Linked DNA regions of Homo sapiens: region 1 is linked to region 2. A link is an interaction called in ENCODE POLR2A ChIA-PET data of the cell type or tissue named here. Cell type or tissue: A673. All regions are shown on one strand. Region 1 overlaps DDX27 (DEAD-box helicase 27). Region 2 overlaps B4GALT5 (beta-1,4-galactosyltransferase 5).

Region 1 (2,500 bases), 440 kb after region 2:
CTTATCTTAAACAAAATAAGGCAGTGGCTCAAGCCTGTAATCCCAGCACTTTGGGAGGCCAAGGCGGGTGGATCACGAGGTCAAGAGATCGAGACCATCCTGGACAACATGGTGAAACCCCACCTGTACTAAAAATATAAAAATTAGCTGGGCGTGGTGGCATGCACCTGTAGTCCCAGCTACTTGGGAGGCTGAGGCAGGAGGATCACTTGAACCCGGGACGCAGAGGTTGCAATGGGCCGAGATCGCACCACTGCACTCCAGCCTGGCAACAGAGCAAGACTCCATCTCAAAAATAAATTAAATAAAATAAAATAAGGGTGACTACTAATACTGTGTAACTGATGAAAATAATTTAGCTGTGCATTTACTGACATAGGAAATGGTGTCTGTAATGTGTGCCTTCTCTGCTTCATATCCCCCAGACTCAGAGTGGCCCCTGCCTACCGCTCTGATCTTCTGTGTGTCCCTGCTCACCACGCCTGAGCCTCCTGACCTTTCTCTTGTTCTCACACACTAAGCTCGTTCCTACCTCACAGCCTCCACCCTTGTTCTCTCAGCTCAGCACTTTGCCCTCAGACCTCTCATGGCTGCCTCATTCCGATCACCCAGGACTCAGCTCCAATGCCAGCTGTGCAGAGGCCTTTCCTTAACAGCTTAATGAGGCAGTCTCCTCCTGCTGTTCTCAATCACATCTACTGTTAGCTTATTTATTGTCTCTTTCTCCCAGAACCACAGCTCTGCTTTGTTCCCTGCTGTATCCCCAGCACCTAGAACAGAATCAATAGCACTAGGCCCACAGCAGGACTCAATAACTAGTCGCTGATTAAATGAAGACAATGAAAATGAAAAAAATAAAAGGGACATTTAAGAAAGGAAAAATGGTTTGAAAAGACATACACCTAAATGCTACCAGTGGTGAGCTCTTTGACACAGAATTACATTTTTTTTTATTTACTAATTTCCAACAATAAATACGTACTTTTCATTTCATTTTTTAGAGACAGGGTCTTGCACTTTTGCCCAGGCTGCAGTGCAGTGGCACAATCATAGCTCACTGCAGCCTCAACCTCCTGGATTTAAGAGATCTCCTGCCTCAGCCTTCTGAATAGCTGGGACTACAGGCACACACCACCATGCCCAGCTAATTTTTTTTTTTTAGAGACAGGCAGCTCACTATATTGCTCAGGTTGGTCTTGAACTCCTGGCCTCTAGCAATCCTCCTGCCTTGGCCTCCCAAAGTGCTGGGTTATAGGCAAGAGCTACCATGCTCAGGCTAAATATGTATTATTTTTATAACTTTAAAAATTTTTAAGGCTGGGCATGGTGGCTCATTACTGTTAATCCCGGCACTTTGGGAGGCAGAAGGTGGGTGGATTGCTTGAGCCTAGGAATTCAAGAACAAAACAAAACAAAAAAAGACTTTAAAGAGGATGTGCTTTATAAGACCCCCACAGATCAGAGGAACAAAATCAATGAAAGGACCCAAAAAGAATGAGTACTGATCTCTCTCTTCCCCACCACCAACAGTAAGGGAAAGAGGAGTTTAGTGAGAATTTTGCCCCAAGCAACCTTCTCTTCTCAATTTCCACCTAAATGGGGCACTGTGTTTACAATTCTGTCATAATTCCCTTCTACACACAGGAGGCAAGCTCAGAGAGGTGAGGTGAAACCTGCACATGGTCACTCGGCAAGGAAGCAGCAGGGCTGGAATTCAAATCTGGCTCTGAACTGCAAAGTACCTGCTCTCAGCCATTACACTCTGTCCTTGCCCCGCCCACCGAGCCATTCTGCACTGCCACAGGGGTGCCTGCTCACCTTGGGGAAGTATCCTGGCCTTCACAGGGGCCTTGGCAGCTTTTACAATCTCCTTCAGCATCTTCCGCTCATCTTCTCCCACCAGAGAGACTGAGCGCCCAGCCCTGCCAGCACGTGCTGTTCGCCCCACCCGGTGGACATAATGTTTGATGGTATTAGGCATTGTGAAGTTGATTACCTAGAAGGTCAAAAATGAACGTCAGGCCTGGCAAGGGAAGGGGGGTGCGAAGAGGCAAAAAGACTTCCACCAAAAGTCCAAGGAAGATAGTGTCTGCTCACCGTTTTGACCCCCTCAATGTCAAGTCCACGGGCTGCCACATCAGTGGCCACGAGGATGTCAATCTGTTCATCCTTAAAACGCCTAGAAACAGTCACAAACAGCTGTTCATCCAGACACCCTCCCCTAATAATGCTCCACAAGAGCCTGAGCCAGCAGAGGACAGAACAGGGCATTAAAATGGGGATAGAGGCTGGGCACGGTGGCTCACGCCTGTAATCCCAGCACTTTGGGAGGCCGAGGTGGGCAGATCACGAGGTCAGGAGATCGAGACCATCCTCGCTAACACGGTGAAACCCCGTCTCTACTAAAAATACAAAAAATTAGCCAGGCATGGTGGCGGGCGCCTGTAGTCCCAGCTACTTGGGAGGCTGAGGCAGGAGAATGGCGTGAACCTGGGAGGCG
Region 2 (2,500 bases):
AAACCTGAAAAAGGGACAGTTTAAAGGTAGCAATCAAGTCAAAATAGTTTTCTTCTTCTGGAATGTGATAAATGTATTTAGTGAGAGGTATCTTGGAGAGCGTGATTTTACCACTTACTCATTTGACAAATTGCTGAGCTTAGGGGCCAAGTCCTGTAATATTTCCCTGTTGCTTCAAGGCAGGTATACTGAAAAAAATCAGTTATTAAATATTTGCCATATTTCCTAAATAACCTATTCATTCTTTGCCTGATAACAGCAGTTTTTATGGCAGCAATATGTGTTAAAGGAAAACCTGGCTGTCCTTTGGGGTTCAGTAGTCAGGTCCACTGAAAGTTCAGCTGATGTGTGAAACAAGGTTTTTGTTTTTTGTTTTTGTTTTTTTTGAAGATGTAGTCTCACTTTGTTGCCCAGGTTGGAGTGCAGTGGTGGGATCTCGGCTCACTGCAACCTCCGCCTCCTGGGTTCAAGTGATTCTCCTGCCTCAGCCTCCTGAGTAGCTGGGACTACAGGTGCATGCCACCACGCCTGGCTAATTTTTTGTATTTTTTTTTTTTTAGTAGAGACGGGGTTTCACCCTGTTAGCCAGGCTGGTCTCGAACTTCTGACCTCATGATCCGCCTGTCTCGGCCTCCCAAAGTGCTGGGAAACAAGGTATTTGTTTAACTAACTTTCGGTATTGTAGGAAAGACTCATTAATGTTCTTGATTGTGGTGCTAGAGAATGACCAAGGATAAAATGAAAATAAATTTTTAGCTTCATTTTAGGACTGGTGATTGCGAAACAACAACAACGAAACAGCAAAAAACCCTTTTTAGTCAAAAAAATTGGGGGAGAAGAAAATTAGAGGCAAGAGGTTATTTTTAAGATGTGGCCACAGTTCAGTCTGGTTTCCAGTAGACTTTTAGGCCATTTCCCATAATCTATTGAGTCATCCCAGCAGTTCTGCAGTCAGCTATAATGAAAGTTTAAAAGGAAGATCATAGTATCCATTCTTCTCTCCTTTTGTATTGTGGTTAACTTTGGGTCTTGGCTTTATGTTACCCTCCCCACCCCCAGCCCCTTTTAATGTAATCATGTAGTGGGCAAGGGATTAAATTAATGTAATTAGGAGAATGGAGGGAACTTTGCTTTGTGCTCCAGGAACCCTGGGGATTCCCCCCAGCCCCCATTACCAGTAACAGCACTAACAATGTTTATATTGAAGTGGATATGGAAGCCAAGGATCTTCAAGGTCTTAGTAGCAAGCCTAGTAGTGAGCTGTTAAGCCAAATGAAAGCAGTGATTGAGTCTCAGCTTGTTTTTCTATGAGAGTACTAATACCTACTTTATCGAAGTTAAATGAAACCTTTTAACCCTTAATATTGATTAAGGCTTGTGTTAGGAGGAAGTTTGAGAGAATGTGTCCTTGCTACATGTCTGTCCAACTCCCAAAGGCCCGAGGGTACCTGGATGGCTTCCAGGGCTCAGTGATTATGTATTTTATGCATTAGTAGGCTTCTTTCAAGATATCTTGGCCAGATAATTATGAGGCTTGTCCTTCAGAGGCAGCATGCACACCACCACGTAGGGACTCATGGCTGGTGCCTGTCTTGCAGCTAGAATAGCAAGACATCTTCATTCTTGGAACAGTGAGAGTGAACTCAGAAAAGGGCCTGCATTCTTGTCCAGCCAAATTATTGTTCACCTGTCCTAGACTATAAATAATTCCATGACATGTGTCCAGTCCTTTGTGAGTTCCAGGGTTGGTTTTGCTTTTCTATTTTGATTGCCTTGGACTTGCTCTGCGAAATTAGTAACCAAGTTGACCTTCATCTTTTAGTTTAGCCCAGGACTCTAGGCCCTGTGTGCTTGCCATATCAGGAGGGGTGAGATCAAGGCCCCACTTCCAGTGTCATTTGATTCTCTACCCTGCCATTTGCTGTGTTCTGAAGAAATAAAGTTTGTTTGCTGTTTGTCCTAAGGTGGAACATATCTTTCAGAGCACATGCTAACAAGATTTAAAAGATATTTCAGGCTGGGCGTGATGACTCACGCCTATAATTCCAGCACTTGGGGAGGCTGAGGCGGGCAGATCACCTGAGGTCAGGGGTTCGAGACCAGCCTGACCAACATGGTGAAACTCCTGTCTCTACTAAAAAATACAAAAATTAGCTGGGCATGGTGGCACATGCCTGTAATCCCAGCTACTCAGGAGGCTGAGGCAGGAGAATTGCTTCAACTTGGGAGGCGGAGATGGCAGTGAGCCGAGATTGCACCATTGCACTCCAGCCAGGGCGTTAGAGTGAGACTCCATCCCAAAAATCAATCAATCAATCAATCAATCAAAGATATTTCACCTCTCACAGCCAAATACAGATGTAATTTTGGGGGAGTACGATCCTTATTTTATATTGTGTTCTGATTATATGTAATTTTTGTTTTATCCTTTCAGCTGCGTAAGAAAAACTCAATTTCCACTCTTTTTGCAGACAATTCTTCAAAAATAGATTGCAAAGTT

Evidence for each region. Peaks named below come from ENCODE experiments on the same cell type or tissue, not always from the same donor. Only the 100,000 strongest peaks of a DNase experiment are listed, where the experiment ranks them.
Region 1: POLR2A ChIA-PET joins it to region 2 with 6 read pairs; 3 of 35 experiments call an interaction of 5 or more read pairs at or near these places.

The regions. Positions count from the first base shown.
Region 1 is chr20:49,235,829-49,238,328 of GRCh38, reverse strand. It overlaps DDX27 (DEAD-box helicase 27), which reads right to left. Exons shown (of 21, transcript NM_017895.8): 13 at 2,098-2,179; 14 at 1,819-1,996. Among named protein-coding and RNA genes, the nearest start is that of DDX27, 18 kb to the right of the region's middle. In A673, no CTCF peak of the experiment used is centred here; no DNase peak of the experiment used is centred here.
Region 2 is chr20:49,677,563-49,680,062 of GRCh38, reverse strand. All of the region lies in intron 1 of B4GALT5 (beta-1,4-galactosyltransferase 5), which reads left to right. Among named protein-coding and RNA genes, the nearest start is that of B4GALT5, 35 kb to the left of the region's middle. In A673, no CTCF peak of the experiment used is centred here; a DNase peak (open chromatin) is centred at 1,112; H3K27ac peaks cover 1,800 bases.